Linked DNA regions of Mus musculus: region 1 is linked to region 2. The links are chromatin loops, found by intact Hi-C in ENCODE. Cell type or tissue: left cerebral cortex. All regions are shown on one strand. Links, peaks and the distances in the headings refer to the core of each region. The heading gives the core; the rest is flanking DNA. Region 1 holds the start of Zfp934 (zinc finger protein 934). Region 2 holds the start of Fbp2 (fructose bisphosphatase 2).

Region 1 (8,335 bases), core at 97-8,096, 300 kb before region 2:
CATGTACTCACAGCGGTCCACCTCTCGACACCCCGAGGGGTTTGGGGTTCCCTCGGCGGCTGGGGTCGAGGCTGTAGATAAGGGGAAGGTTGTGGACTAGGCCACTCAGGAGGCTTTATAGATTTTAGAGGAGCCGATTTAGTTGGTGGCTCCGATTCGGGAGAAGCCTTCAATTTCTCTTGTAACATGAGAGTACAACCACAATTTTGAGGAGCAAAACCCAATTTTAACAGTGAAAACAATCTATTTTTTTTTTTAATGAACTCTAAAAACATTACTTGCTACAAAGTTTGGCTGTCCGTTCCTGCACACAAACACAAGAAGGTGTAGTCGCCAATATATCTATTATAAATCGGGTTTCTAGGATAAGAACTACATAGAATATTACCCAATTTAGGCGTATCTTTAGAGACCTGTTCCCATGGGTTGTCTCATGCTGCATGTTGTAGTTCTAAGTTACTCTAACCCAGAGTTACCAGTTTTAAGTCAACTTTTTGTTACCAATGTTACAAATTTTTAATCATAACCAATAACTTATGAGCCACTAATCTATAACCAAGACATATAAAACATATTTATACTTTTGAAACTATTTAGAAACAAAAATGAAATGGCCGTATATATTTGCTCATTTAAACCAAACAAAATTCTTAATTTTTCTAGCTGTAATTTCAAGAGAGGAGCACCTTGTCACCTGATGAATCTAATAATCACAAGCACAGAGATTTTTGTAGGAAAAGCAGCCATCTGTTCCCTTACCATAGAACTTGAGAAGCTGCTCATCCCTATAAGAGCAGCGTTTATAATCAGCGCCTAGCAGGGCTTCTCCAGCCACACTAGATTCTTAACTACAGATGCAGGGCTCCAAAGACCAATTAATACCGTTTATTTTATTTTATTACCAAATTATCTATTAATACTGTTTATTTTATTTTATTACCAAATTATCCCCAGATAGTCGGAGAGTACTACTTTTCTTAAAACCCATTCTCTCACATCTCAGGTGTAAACTATCTCTAGTCAGGGTATAAAGCACCTATGAGAATTACCTTTGCTTTTTTTTTTTTTTTAGATTTTCACATAGCTCTAAACACATACACAAAAACACACAAAACAGAAACCAACAGATCTCGACACGCTCGACCCTTTCTTGTCCTCCACAAGCAGGCAAAAGAATTAGACAATGTTGGAGGGGGAAGCTTCCGCTTCAACAGAACTCGGTCCCTCTGACCGATCTCCGGAGACAGCCAGGCGTCCCTGGCTCTCCCTACCTCCCAGGGCGTCCCCCAGGGCCACAGCTTGTGGTCCTCTTAGCACGTCTGCCGACCACAGTCCTCCAGTCCTTACGGCCCAAAAGGACAGCTGCAAATACAGATGCGCGCATTTCAGAAAACCCCATCACCCCATCGTCTACCAACAACATCGTCCACTTTTACTTAGACGACCAAAACCAGAGAAGCACACTTGTTCCTCACTCTGCCAGATGTAAAACCAAGGCACAAGGTGGGACTCGAACCCACGATCTCGTAACCCTGAAACCAAGACACAAATTCAATAAACTCAGATGGATCTAAACTCAGACTTTGCCGTGCTTCAGAAACATAGGACAAGACATAAACAACCCAACACAACAAGCACATGTTCCAATGTTCGTTTCAGAAAACAGACACTCAGAACAGAGACACCGGCTGGCACGCACACAAGAGGGGATCCCCATACCTCCAAGTCGGTTCTCGGGTGTGAGGGGTGGTCGCGCTTCCCGGCCAACGCACCAAATGAAAGACCCACAACGTGAGGACTCCCCCACGTTCTGACTCAGGAGAGGCGCCACCCCAAAATCACCCACAAGAAACGGGTCTTGCTGCAAATTGCAAGAGGATTTTTATTCAAGAGCGCTCTCGGGCCCATGGTCATACACCACGCAGGGGTAGAGGACCATGGCGCCCCGAGTAGCTGGGTAAGGGGGTATTTAAAGGAAGAAACCACAACTTAAGGAAGTGGGGAGGGCGTTGTTGGAAGATACCAAAGATACCAGCTAAGAGTCACAAGGAAGTGTAAAGTTACAAGAGTCACAAGGAATACCTGGTAATTGTTAACTCTCAAGACAGCAACGAAGAGCCTCTAACAATAGCACATTTGCATTGCAGGTTCTGGTAATGGCCAGGGTGATTTTCTTTGAATGAGCACTCTTTGAACCCAGGAAGCGGGTGGGTAGAGGAATGTCTCTATCTCTTTTATGATTAGCACACCTTTACAAAGGCCACATTCCCAAGCCTGGGCCTAAAAGCCTAGAATTCTGTTTTTACGTTGTTATACTTTCATGAGCTGAAGTAACTGTGCAAGTGGATTGGACATATCTGCAAAGGAGTCCCCTCTAGTTGGAAATTCAACATACATTGGACCAAACTAACCTCCCAAAAGGGTATGAATTCGTATATGAATTTATGTGAGTTTATCCATATTTGCTTGTGTAAAAGACTTTCCTTCTGTGAAGGTGGCTCTCTTCTCCTGGTTTAAGAGAAGTTTATTGCTCCAAACTTCCCCCAAGCTTAGCAAGCAAGAGGCATCTGGACAAGAGGGAAAGGCTCTAGCAATGACTCCTTTACTTAATCACCCACTCCCTTTCCTTAGAGAACTTTCATAGGAAACTTTTTAGAAGAACTTGGAAAAAAAGTTTAAAGAGATGTTTGAAAGTGTCCAACTTTTCTTCCTGTGACTTCAACTAGCAGCTGGAAGTTAAGAGTATCTCAATTTCAGTGGAGATAGAACAAAAGCTATTCACTTAATCCCCTGCCTTTTAAGAGGAGGCTCTAAATACCAGAGATTGCAGCGTCCAGCCTTGCCTCAGAGGAACTCGGGCAGGTCAGCTTCTGCTGCAACGCGACTGAGACTTAAGATAGGCAAACGTCTTAATACTAAACAGCAACCCTAAATATCTCTGAAAACCAAGTCTTGTCACCTCAGACACTCTTCCCCCTCCGCTGCCTGAAGAGGAACCAAGAACAGCCAGGCTGGTCCCCTGTATCCCATCACCCCGACTCCAGCTGCTTAACTCCCTGCTCCTTCCGGTTAAGGGCAGTGGTCACACGCTCACCATGTCGCCACGTTGTAGATCGCTGGCATTGCCCTAGGGTCCCTGGCAGCAGAGATCAAAACACATCAGACCAATCTTTCAGCTTGCTCGCAACGGAGAGGAACAGAGAGCAGGGGAACAAGGCACACGGAAGAACACGCCTCTCCTTCTGTTGGCGGGCCTATCCGGAGGCCCTGATTGGTTAGTGAGACTTGATTGACATGAGCACCTCCCTTAGGGTTAGAGTGCGCTGAAAGCACGGGGCATAGGGCTTCCCAGTTCGGGTTTTTTATCCAGGAGCTGACCCTTTTCAGATCTGCAAGACTTTCTTTCAGTCCTGTCCTCCAATAGTCTATCTTTCTGTCATCCAGAATTCAGCAGAAATTTCTTCTTCCTGCTCCTCCAAGGCCGCCGCAGGTTCACCTTCTCCTCGCTCCGCCCCCTCCTCCACCAAGGAATCAAGAGCCACACCTTGCATAGTACATTATTCAACTTGGAGCAGAGTGAACCATAGGTTCCAAGGATAATTACAATTAAAGAGAGATTTTTAGGACATAAAATATCATGTTTGCTCCTCTCATTTTACACCGACATCAGGAAAACCGCAGCTAATATGCAATTGCTATATATGAGACTCCAGACAACCCTGGGGGAAAAGCAGGGGATGGATGCCAAACACTATGGAGCACTGTTGTTAGCCAGCACGGTTTCCTACGTGGGAGGGTGAAAAAACATATCTGTATTAGTAAAGGTTTTCCAGATGAACAAAACTCAGAGCATGGATCTCTCTAAGTATGCAGAAATTGGATAGATAAGAATGGCTCACAGAATGTGGCCCCACTAGTAAATCAATGACTGTACCAATGAAGAGTTGAAGAAAACAGTAGTTCCTGTATGTCTCAGCTGGTGTTCAGCACGTAACAGAATTCCAAAGATGGAGCCTTAATGTCAGAAAAATAGAAAGACCTTGCAAGCCAGTATGTGGGAAGAAGAGAAAGGGAAAGAACTACCATCTTCAATATCCTTTGTATATGTAGGTTCACAGCAGAAGTTCTGGCCTAGATTAATTTTTTTTCTACTTAACCAAAACCTCCAGAGTAAAGAAGGGTTTTCCCACGTTAAATGGTGAAAATAATAAAAACTCCTCACAGTGCCTATCTGTTTGGTTTTAGGTAAGTGAACTCCTGTAACTATAGTCATTTGAAATAATTGCATTGGTGGCAACAACAGTTGACAGGAAGTTCAGTTTTTATCCAGAGTCTTTCTTTTTAGATTTATATATTTATTGTTTTATGTATATGAGTACAATGTAGCTGTAAAGATGGTTGTGAGCCTTCATGTGGCTGTGGAGAATTAAATTTTTCAGACCTCTACTTCACTCTGGTCAACCCCACTCAGTCCCTGCTTGCTCTGGCCCAAAGATTTATTTATTATTATTATACATAATTACACTATAGCTGACTTCAGACACTCCAGATCTCATTATGGATATTTGTGAGCCACCAGGTGGTTGCTGGGATTTGAACTCAGGACCTTGGGAAGAGCAGTCAGTGTTCTTACCCGCTGAGCCTTCTCCCCAGCCCCTTTATCCAGATTATTAATTGCCTGGTCTGCAGACCAGAGTAATGGCCAGTCAAGGTGACTATCAAGATGGAAAATTGGTGACCTCACTACTTATTGCTAATGTCAAGTACAGCCATACCAGGAAAACGTTCACCTTCAAAGCCTAGCCTAGAAGAGATGCAAGACTCTCTTCCCAACATGTGGCTTTAGAGACAGGATTAGATGTTCAAGGCAATTATCAATTACATGGCATGACCCATCCTGGGCTTCAGGAGACCTTGTCCTAAGCAGCACTTGTAAAAGAAATGGAAAGAAATTCTTATGCCTGGGAAACATCACAGAATGGATACAAGTAAGAGATCAGATAAGTGCTGCATTTAAAGCAAACCAATAATTGACTTTTTACAAACAGAAATATTATTGAAAAAACACATAGCCATTCTGACTTTGTAAAAGAATAGTCCATTTCCTGGTAAAAGGAATAGCATCTTTCAAATATTTTTTGACCTTGCCTCTATGTGGATTGTTGCCTGCTGAGACCTGTAACTTCACACACAACTACAGCCAATGAAGGCCTGTGTTTTAAATTTCTGAGCTGATTTAATTATGTCAATGAGGATTGCACATATCTCATAGGACAGTAGTAACCTAACTGCAATTTGAGTATTCACTGGCTTAACTGACATCACAAATCATACACCCACCGATCTAGTCTGTTTTCATTTACCCAACATGAATTAAGACATGCTGCAAAATTATAAAATTACCTCCATACCAGCATCAGGCACTTTTTCATTATGGCGATTCCAGCAGCTGATTACCCACCCTGTTTCCCCCATTAGTGTACACAATAAACTTCTTCCAATTCTGGTCAGAATGCAGAAGTTATTCCCCTCATGCAAATGCTTTTCCTATAGAATCAGTAACAGTTGATTACATGACTCTAATGCATAATTTTAAAACACAGTGGTGGTACAGATGTTAACTTAAGAATTTAGTTGTGGGGGGCTGGTGAGATGGCTCAACGGTTAAGAGCACTGACTGTTTTTCCGAAGGTCCTGAGTTCAAATCCCAGCAACCACATGGTGGCTCACAACCATCCTTAATGAGATCTGACGCCCTCTTCTGGTGTGTCTGAAGACAACTACAGTGTATAATCAATAAACAAATTAAAAAAAAAAGAATTTAGTTGGTTTAAATAATAGGATAGCAATGTTACTGCTCTGAGACATAACAGAGTGGAATGAGAGCTACATGACTCACCATAAGAAACCTTGTCTCAGAAATAATTTTCTAAAAGGCTGAAGGTATAACAGGTAGAATTAGCATCCTTTCATGGGAAAAGATCACTCATTCATCTTTGACTGATGCCCAAAGAAGAACCAGCCTAGAGCAGAATTTTTAGTTCCCAATATGCTGTTGTACCTAAGTCTCTCTTAGGTTAGGGCCACAGCTATAGTTTGAACAATAGTCACAGAGGCAGATGGAGATTTACAGAGGAAAACGACCTTCTAGTCAACAATGTATGATCTAAAAGTACATTTAAAAGATGTATCAATGCCACAGCTCTCCATATACAATGGACAGAGAATACAAACAGAAAATATCAGGGAAACATCACCTAACAGCACTGTGGTTACCGTTCTTACGTGAGCAGGTGTGCTGAGCTAGTCTAACCTCAGAATAAGGCTGCTTTTCTTACTCAGCAACTTGGTTCAGAGGAAAGGCACAGGTGCTTCTCTGTAGGACCAGAAAGAAGTGCATCCTGAATGCTGTGTGTCTCAAGGCTGTGACATCTCTGTAGAAGATTCCATATCTTATACATTATTTTTATTTTACTTATGTGAGTCTATTGCTGGAACATGTTTGTGTGCATTACCTACAGTGGTCGGAAGAGGGCATTATACCCCTCTGGATTGCAGTTACAGCAATTGAATTACAGCCATGAGGTTTTTTGAAATGCAATCTGTATTACCTGGAACAACATCAATTGCTCATAACTAACTCTGTATTTATTATATTTTTGTTGTAAAATTAATTTTTATGCATTTAAATTAGATCATAATACACCACTTCATGTAACCTTTACCTTTTTACACTTTTTTTTCCAGGACTAAATACATGGCCTTTATTTCTTCCAGATCAAAGATTTTGGGTATGATCATATAAAGATGAACAATCAAGTTTTGCAACCTGGAAATATTTACTTCTTAAAACTATATTAATACTTTAGTTATATGTTTAAGCAGTTATAATTGGACAGAAGAAAATACTCGTAATGTTAATGTTGATTAGAGGTAAACAACATAGGGCAGTAGAGATAGCTCAGCAGTGCAGTGTAGGGCATGGTTCTGATGCTCTGACTGGGATTTGGCCTGTAAACTCTGAAGGTCCTTTTCTCCAATTGACACTTGATCCATCCATAAAGTGGTGAGCAGCCAATGGGAGGATGGAAGAGGCAGGATTTCTAGGTTCCTAAAGGGGAGGGTAAAAGAGGCAGGAAGCAGGAAAGGGAGATTGGCCATGCTTGGGAGGGAGAGAGAGTCACCAGCCAGGTGAGATCCCGACTGGAGAAGACACTGGACACTTTCCCACAAGGTAGTTTAGAAATACAACTAAGCTGAGAGCAGATTTAGGGTGTTGAGCAAGGAGAAGGAACCAGGGCAACTAGGCTGAGGTTAGATTTTAGATGTGGAGCAAGGAGAAGGTAACACCAAATAAGCTAATGAAAGATTTAGACTGTTGAGCAAGTACTAAAAAGAACACAATATCTGCCAGAGGCAGGGATAAGCCCAGCCGCTGAGCCATAAGACAGGGTAAAAATATTAGTGTGTGTGTGTGTGTTTGTGTGTAATTTTAATCCATGGAGGGAAGGGAACCAGAGTTGGGGCTGGTAGTATGCCTGTGTGGAGCTTAAGAAGAGGTAGTTGCTGGCTGGTGGTGATGCACGCCTTTAATCCCAGCACTTGGGAAGCAGAGGCAGGAGGATTTCTGAGTTCGAGGCCAGCCTGGTCTACAAAGTGAGTTCCAGGACAGTCAGGGCTATACAGAGAAACCCTGTCTTGAAAAACCAAACAAAATACAAAAAAACAAGAAGAAGAAGAAGAAGGAGGAGGAGGAGGAGGAGGAGGAAGAAGAAGAAGAAGAAGAAGAAGAAGAAGAAGAAGAAGAAGAAGAAGAAGAAGAAGAAGAAGAAGAAGAAGAAGAAGAAGAGGTAGTTAAAAGGCTACACACTACATGAGAAGCTCTTGCTGGCCCAACAAATAAGTGAGCTCAAGTGCCTGCCTGTATTTTCAGGGACCCACAGCTATCGATTCTTCCTCTTACAGGAGGTCTCAGACCATCTCTGACTACTGTAAGGACTGGGCACACATGAAGTTTATATTCATGCATACAGGCAAAAGACTCACAGTCCACCTAACATAAGTCACAACAAACACATCAGGGAGAAAGAAGGTCAGCACCTGCCATCCAATGACTGAGAAGGGTCAGCAGTATTATCATCATGAGTAGTGCCACCCTGGGAAAGAGAATGATAATGCATCCAGAATTTGAAAACTCAAGATGTGCTCAAAGCTCAGCACAAAAGCACATGCTTGCCATATAAAAACATGTACACTACAGACCCATCTGACAATAAAAATAAATAATTTTAAACCATGAAAACATTAACTGCCAGGAGTGGTGGCGCACGCCTTT
Region 2 (8,335 bases), core at 159-8,158:
TCACTACAGTGATCTCTACTCAGCAGCCCTACAAGGTAAAGGCCAGAAGACACCTTAGGTTTATCCTTATGAACCCTGTTGACCTCCTTTTGAGACAACACCCCTCATTGGCTTGGAACTCACCAGGTAGGCCGTACTGACTGGCCAGTAAGCCCTAAGCATCATCCTGTCCCCACTGCACCAGCACTAGGATTTCAAGTGCATTCTACCATACCTGACATTTTTTATGTGGGTCCATGGGGTTACAGTCAGGTCTTCAAGTTTGTAACTAATACACTTTGTCTACTGACTGTAGGTACGCCCAACCACAGCTCAACATTCTGACTTTATGATTTGGTGTTCCAGATACCTGATGGTATAATCAGACATGTCTTCTCTGATGCCTAGCACACCCTCATTGGTGTGTTTGGAGTCTACCTTTTCTTTAGAACTATAATCTAAGGAGGCCCATGGTTATTTGGACTGGCCATTAGAGCCTGTGCTTTATTTTAAAACTTAAGGCAAAACCCTTGTGTCTTGAGTCTCTCTAAATTCAAGCATGATGGCTATATGCCATGAATAATAATACCCCTTTGTTTCCAACGCAGTTGGTCTTCAGATGTTAAAGGCTGCAGTGATGGAGTTGGGGAACCCATTTAAGTTGTCATCCAGCCATTGCTGACACAGTGAGCTACACTGAGTTAATTCTCCTTCTCTGTCCTTCTACTGCTCCTCAGTCAAAGGGTCTCCTCCTCAGTGGGTCTTTACCCACTTCCTGGGACTGAGGCAAAGGCTTAGCCCAGACGTGGTGGTTGTCAACTCAACGCATCTGGGAAGAAAGAACTTCCGTTGAAGAAGTGCCTCCATCAAATTGGCATGTGGGCATGTCTTACCGGATGTTTTCTTGACTGTTAATTGATGGAGGAGGACCCAGCCCACTGGGTGTGACACTATCCCTGGGCAGGCGAGTTTGGGCTATGCAGCAGAGCAAGCCAGGTGGGTGAGCCAATAAGCAGTATTACCCTGTGGTCTGTACTTCACTTTCTATCTCCAGGGTCCTGCCTTGAGTTCTCACCTTGACTTCCCCCAGGGCTGGGCTGTAAGATGAGGTGACCCTTTTCTTCCAAGTGGTCCTGAAAATATTAGTCCTGTCTAAACAAATGAAAGCTTGAACTTACTTGGCTCTCAAGGGCAAGTCAAGGAGACTGAAGCAATGTCAAGGAGGGGCTGTCTTAGTGACTCTGAGAGAAGGCCATGGGGCCTTTGTGAACTTTGAAACTGAAGAAGTCACAGGCCAAATACAGGCAGCTTCCAGAAGCTGAAAAGGACTCCTCTAACAAAGAGGGAAAATACTTCTAGTGTACTACAAAATGGAACTGAACTCCACCGTCAACCGAAGCTCACATTAACCTAAGCTCACCTGGAAGCAAATTCTTCCCACTCCCAGCTTCTAGGTACTGAAGAGATCAGATTGGCTGGTTTATGGACCCTAAGTAGATAAAGCTGGCAGTCCTCCTCCGATTTAGAATACAGATAATCAATGGGTGATTAGGTATTCCAAGCCTTCTCTGATTTAGTGAACAGATAATCAATGGGTGTTTTAAGCCTCTAAGAGGCTTAAAGTACACAGCGGCAACAGAAAACCAACAGTAAGCATTGAGTCTCACTCGGAAGCAGAGGATGTGTGTGCTTAGAGCCTAGTGAGAGTGGAGTATCCCTACTCTTACTCATGGTGGCACATGCCTGTAACTCCAGCATCCAGGGGCGTAAGGCGAGAATATTGTAAATTCAAGGCCAGCTAGAACTACCTAGCAAGACACTGCTTAAAATAAGTAAATAAATAAAATCCTCTAATACCTGAAGCTTTTTAAGTACCAGTATGAGCTCATGCATGGCAGATTCTGTACCTGACCCTGGGTTGCAGGTTAGAGTACTTAGAACATATACTGTATGAAGTTACATGCAGGTGATGGGTACAAGGTCTATGAGAAACACAATTGAGTTTTGTGTTCATTCCCAAAACAACTCATTATGTTATTTGCAAAAATTTCAAAATCTGAAATCCTGATAGTTCTGCCCCTTAGCATTTTGGATGAAGGCTATTCAGTTCCATCCAGACAATCAGAACAAGGTCCCCATGGGAGCCCTGCCATTTTTCTCTCCCAGGGGAATGTTGGGAAGAAGGTAGATGAAGATTCCCAGTGGAGATTGCAAGGTAGGGAGAAGAGAGAGGGGTTTCTGGAGTTGCCTCCGGTGCTTTGTCTAGTGAGTAAAAGAAAAGATAGACTTCCAGACTAGGAACTAAGTGGAAAGATGCTAGTCTATCTACTCACCTTTCTGTAAATAGCAAATATAGTTCCGATGGAGGCCAGGCAGTCAATGTTTGAAGATCCATCCAGAGGGTCAAAGCAAACCACATATTTCCCCTACATCACAGACAGAAAAGCACCCCGTCAGCACAGCTACCTATTGGCCCAACTGTGCTATATTAGAGCTGCACGCGACTGACGTTTGTCCCAGCAAAGACATTTAGACCCATGAGCCTTCCATTTCTGCAATGCCAAAAGACATTGCTTATGGACATAGCTCAACAGGTATCGGTTATATGTCTGGTGTATGCTGAAAAATACACTCACAACCACTTGCTGCAAGGCTCGGGTGGTGGAACTGATGTTCAAACGCAGAACAGTATTGTGACTGAAGGTTGACCGAATTTTTGACCACCAGCAAACTTCAGTCTTTAATAAGTCTCTGTGACTCTGCTGAATGTAACCCCTTTCCGTGCGCTAGCAAACTCTGCCGAGGGCACAGGATTATCATAAAGTGTTCCCCGAATTCGTCTATTTGCTAGGCTAATCTATTTGGGAAGAGCCACTCCCTGCAAGAGATTGCAGCCCTCTTCCAGACAGGGGTAGTGAAGGCCATAGATAAGAAATCTTGGGGGTGGGGGTGGGGCTGAATCAGAGACTGCTCTGTACAGCTCTTGTCAAAGAGAAGACTTCCCCAAATAAACCCTCCTTATCCCTGGACTCTACAAAGTCCAAGTTCATCAAAATGACGCCAAGGCCTGTTTACTGACGCACTGAACAGGAGACCACGTACAATTTCCCGCTGAAGAACTGAGAAATGCTTTGTTTCCAGAAAACAAAAGTCCTAAAATACAGGACAATCCCAGAAAAAGTTTAAGCAAAACAATCCGTTCTCTCAGCCCAGTAGCGCCATCTACTGCTGACGGGAGGTACTGCAGCCGGCGCTAGACTCACCCTCCTCTCCTGGGCTGTGATCACCGCCTCTTTATTCTCTTCGGAGACGAGCACACAGGTGCTGTAGGAGGACTGAAGCATGTTGATGACCAGGGAGTTGGACAGCACGTCCAGTTTCTTCACCTCATCTCCTGTCACATTCACGCTCCCCGAAATCCCATACCTAAGAAGACAAGGGTAGATTAAGTCACCGAAGGGGTCTTAATCCCAGCAAAGAATGTGAGGAGCCCAAACCAACAGTACAGGTACCCTTCTCCCCCGTGCCTCTTCCATCTCCAAATTATAAATACATAGGGAGCGTGCTATGACCCAAAGCAGTGATACTCAAGGTTACTTCCTTTGCACCTTGGGGGCATTGTCACGTCTCCTTGGTCTTCCAAGGAAGTTGACCAGATCCAGTCTCACTAAAATGCAGACTCCTGCGTGGCACTGGCAGCTAGAGGGAACGGGAGAGCCCCTAAGGATAACTAAGGGTACCAAAGAGTGGATGGTCATAGCTTTTCGACACTGGAACATCAAGCTTCAACTTCAAACATCTCTACAGAGGCTTGTGTTTTAGAGCCATAATACACAATCTCCTCCTCACACCTCAAGCCTTCAGGGTGTCCCCGATAACCTCGGGCTCGTCTCACTCTGGGCTGCTTTAATTCTGTCAATCTGAAGCAAATTCGAGTCACCTAGGAAGAGGGAACCTCAATCGAGGAATGGCTTCAGGAGATTGGCCTGTGGAAACATCCGTTTTCTTTGTTACTGACTGATGTGAGAGGCCCACCCAACTGTGGATGGTGTCACCCCTGGGTGGGTGGTGCTGGGTAAGCCAGTAAACAGCGTTCTCCGTGCCTTCTGCTTCAGTTCCTGCCTCTGGGTCCCTGCCTTGAGTCCCTGCTCTGACCGTCCCCCCACCCCCCACGCCTCCCCCCTCCCGCGCGCCCCAGTGATGGACTGCTTTCCTCCTCCAAGTTGCTTTTAGTCCTGGTGTTTATCACAGCAATGGGGAAGCTAACTAACCCACACTCAGAGCCAGGTCCTGCTGAACTATGGAGAAGGGGTGGCAAAAAAAAAAAAAAAAAAAAAAAAAAAAAAGCCATTTGCCCTCTTCCCTTCCCTTTAATTCCATTTATTTGTTGAAGAAATCCTCAGGTGATGCGAACAGGTGTCTCTAGTTGAGAGCCGCGTATGGACGCTGACGTCCATAAAAGCACCCCTCCCCTTTCTCTAACTGACGGCGTCCCCTCCCACTTTACTCCCATCCAGAATTTGATGTATGGTATGATGAGCCTTGGGAAACAACCTCACGTCAAACGTCATGACCTCAAAGGCTGTTACCCCTTGGTTCAAAACGGCAGCGTGTAAGCAAACAAATAGAACAATTAAATTGGTTTGCTCTGCCTCAGGATCACAGTCTCCTATGTAAGCAGCTGTTGCTGGGGCATGAAGAGCTGAGCAAATGTGTACAGCCTGCCACCTACTGGCCATGTGCGTGAATGCTGCCCAACACATCTGTAAACCACGAGGTCCTGTCACGATGCCTAAAGGCTGGACACAGCTGCACTGGACAAGGCCAGGGTACCTGCAGCCCCTGTCTCCTCCCCACCCCCGTGGCTGCTCTCTGTGTGAGGAGGTTAGGGTTTCCCCACTATGAAGAGCAGTCCAGGGACCTAGGACTCTGTCTGACACCACTTCCAGGGCTGAGCCTGCCACCAAGTGGTCAATCACCACATAGGCCAGTCTGTAAGTTTTTCCTCGAATGGTCTCAGAACCATGGTAGCTAATAGTGGGGCATGTCTTGAGTATTTATCACTGTCAGAACCATAGCCCTAATGACTTACTAACCCTTGTAACAGCCCTTTGTGTTAAAACTATTAGTAGCTCCCAGATTTACAAACATGGAGGTCTTAGCGAGAATAAACCATATTCCACAGCTACAAGGTAAGAAAAACCAAGTTAAATAAAGCACTTAACTATCTAGACCTTCATGGCCCTTGGTCGGATGCTGAACCACTGAGAAGCAGACTGTGGCAGATACACAAGGAACGCTGCCAAGAGAGTTGCTGTGGAGCCGAGAGGCCTGCACGGAGGAGGGGTTAAAAGTGTGGGCAAAAGTCCTGAGTGGCCACAGGAAACCGCCCTAATTATAGCAGAGCGGGAACACAGGAGTAGCAAAGACGCTATCTAATGTTACTCGGGGATGATCTTCACACATGCAGGCAACGCCCATTCTGGAAGCATGTTCTTAAAGGCAGAGAGCGCTTGGCCGTTCTTGCCGAATGAAGTAATCACACAGTTAAGGGACAGCACGGGCCGGGGAAAGAGCCAATCAATCATCTTTAATTTGGGTCCTGTTATCTGTTCCTAAACACGTACATAGTAAGCTCTGTGGTGGTTTTATGATTGCAATTATGAAATTAATGCTGTCACAGTTTGGGAATAAAGGCACCACACGATCGAGAATAAACATTTTAAATAGGTGGACTTTGTTGGCTCTTCTTCGAGGGTCCCCCCCCCCCACACACACACACATGTATGTCCCTTCCTTCGACTTCAGAGGGGCCCTTCACTGGAATCAAAATGGAAGTCCAAAGGAAGTGATTTCTTTTCATCATGCCTTAAAACCGTACTCCTGGCTGTGGCCAAGAGCAACTCCAGCATGAACGTGGCCCTGTTTTGCAAAAGAGAACCAAGCAAAGGTGCTCTGCTGTGCCTGCCCCAGCCCAGCCTGTCCAGATTCCTGAACACCACGTGAAGATGGAGAAAACTGAGCCAGGTTCTTTTCATGACAGTCAAGCCCCCTTAACCTGTGTTCTGGTGATTTCTACCCCACAATACTGACAGAGGTCATGACAACTGAACACACCTGTACGGGGTAAAAAAAAAAAAAAAAAAAAAAGGCATCAAAACACATTTTAAAGTCCCATTAAGACTTTGCAAATATAAGTAATGAGAATTCAATATAGGTTTTGAGGCAACAAGCTATAGTGTTACCATTATAATCCCAAGTAACCGGTAGTCACACTTTTCTCTGCAGTTTGTTGCTAAGCAGTTTTTCCCTTTCCTTGCAAAACATGCCAAAGGCTGCTTTATCAAAGCAGGCTTAAAGAATTTAAATGCAGTGTCCTTACGGCACAAAGAGCAAATTAGCTTTGGACCCCGTTTCTAGCACAAGCACCGGTCTGTGGCTTCCACACCCTGGCTTGGGTTGCCTGCGCATGCTCTCCAGGACTTACAGGTTGGCCAGGCCGGCCTTGCGCACTGCGGAAGAGATGGCTTTGATGGCAGTCAGCATCGAGTTGAGCAGCTGGGTGAGTTCTCCGGTCCCTTTGGCCTGTCGCCCCTTTTCCATAACGTAACGGGTCAGGGTCAGCATGTCTGTCTCAAAGGGGCTTCTGTCCGTCATTGTGCAAATGAGATCCCAAAGCCTCCCTTTGCTCCTTGTAGAAATCCTTGCTCTCTCAAGGCAGCAGCCTCACAGCCTACTCGTTGAAGACACACCTGCACTTGACTGTGCCAAAGTCCGAGGGAAATGAACCCCACCCCACGTGACTCAGATAGCCGGACAAGCCCTCAAGGAAACTTCCCTGGCCTCCCTCCCTGACGGTGGCAGCTGCCACAGTGCAAGAAGCAGGCTGTAAATAGTACTGCGCTACAGGGAAGGGCTGGCCTCAATCTCTACACCCAGTTTTGTTTTGTTTGATCCTAAGAAGCCAGGATCAGCCACAGGTGAAAGAAGACTAGCTAATAAAATGACTCACAAATTCCTCCTATGGGAAGCAAGAGGGCTTTCTGCAGCTAGCCGCCACTGTGTGTCATTCTGCACGGTTGAGACTCTCAGATGGCATATTGGCAGATTCTTTATCTGGGGCATAGGTCACATAACAAACTAATGGCAATCCCAGGGTGACTGGAGCAAGAGTTCTTTCAGGCTTGCTTCTATTAAGCATGTGTAACTGGAGGGATGAGGAAGATAATATTACATTCCTAGCAGAGTGTCTAGTCTCAGGGTTGATTTGCCAGTTTCTCTGGATTTTTATTTTTATTTTAAAAACCCTTGATTTGAAAACATACATCAGGACCGCACTGGCTGCTCTTGCAGAGGACCTGGCTTTGGGTCCAAATACCAACTTTTACTCTAGTTCTGGGAAGCTCCAGTGCCCTCTCTGACCTCCAGGATACCAAGCATGTAAGTGGAGCATGTGTAGGAGACAGACACACGAAATGGTCTCATAAAAAGGTGACCCGTCCAGCAGGTCCAGTTATTCGAGGGTCTCGAGGGGACCTCCTCCTAAGAACCAAATGGGGGGTAGAGAGGGACGAGGGCCTTGTGCGAATAACGACACGGAGACCTTCTAGAATGCATCAAAGCCCCCAAATGTATTAGTCAGGCCTGAGGTTTAAATGCACAAGCAAAAGGGGAAGTGCCTTTCAGCAGGAAGGATGGGGCAATAGAATTGCACAAGGAAAAGGGGAAGTACAGATACTTATCAGCGGGAGGGATGGGGCAATACAAGCAAAAGGAGAAGTACTTATCAGTGGGGGAGGGGCAATAGAATTGCACATTCTTAGGCAGTTACACGTGGAAGCAGGAACTTGGCGGTATCAGGGTATCTTGAGGTCAGGACATCCGCGCTGACTTAGGGCTGGAACAATCTGTGGTTGTTCTCGGAGCGGTGTGCCGGTGGCCCGCTTTTGACCCTCTTTTCTTCTCGGGGGAAGAGGCCCAATTCAGAGATCAGGACAATAGTGTTATCTTAATAGCTCCCAACAAAAACGCTTAAAGAAATACTTTTTAAAGGTGACCTAGAATTAACTGCTTAGAGTTGGCCATGCTCTCTGTTACTGTGATATCCTAACTTTCTCTGATGGCAGACAGACCTGGCTCTGGGTCCCAAGCTGGCTACCCAATATGTGGATTAATTTGAGAGTAATGCTCAACATGTAAGACTGTGCTTTCCTCATAAATTCAGACAACAACTGGTGGAGTGGCTCTAAGTATTCAAAATCAGTCGGTGTGCCTGGTATCCAACTCGGTGTCTTAGAAACCTATATCCTTCCAGCTCTTCAGTGTACCTAGAACTATAAGCATACATATAAATAAT

The links. Hi-C counts contacts between places; a loop is a spot of excess contacts. Peaks named below come from ENCODE experiments on the same cell type or tissue, not always from the same donor. Only the 100,000 strongest peaks of a DNase experiment are listed, where the experiment ranks them.
Region 1: a loop joins it to region 2, with 4 times the contacts of the local background. A loop is called at or near these places in 11 of 42 quality-filtered maps.

Annotation. Positions count from the first base shown.
Region 1 is chr13:62,555,393-62,563,727 of GRCm38, forward strand. It overlaps Zfp934 (zinc finger protein 934), which reads right to left and starts at 3,237. Exons shown (of 4, transcript NM_001162911.2): 1 at 3,095-3,237. The coding sequence starts at 3,097. In left cerebral cortex, for the core only: a CTCF peak has its summit at 6,521 (motif pointing right); a DNase peak (open chromatin) is centred at 3,275; H3K4me3 peaks cover 829 bases.
Region 2 is chr13:62,851,662-62,859,996 of GRCm38, forward strand. It overlaps Fbp2 (fructose bisphosphatase 2), which reads right to left and starts at 6,739. Exons shown (of 7, transcript NM_007994.4): 1 at 6,467-6,739; 2 at 3,243-3,405; 3 at 2,313-2,405. The coding sequence starts at 6,636. In left cerebral cortex, for the core only: CTCF peaks have their summits at 3,215 (motif pointing left), 4,719 (motif pointing left) and 4,919 (motif pointing left); DNase peaks (open chromatin) are centred at 3,228, 4,717, 5,350 and 6,503; H3K4me3 peaks cover 629 bases.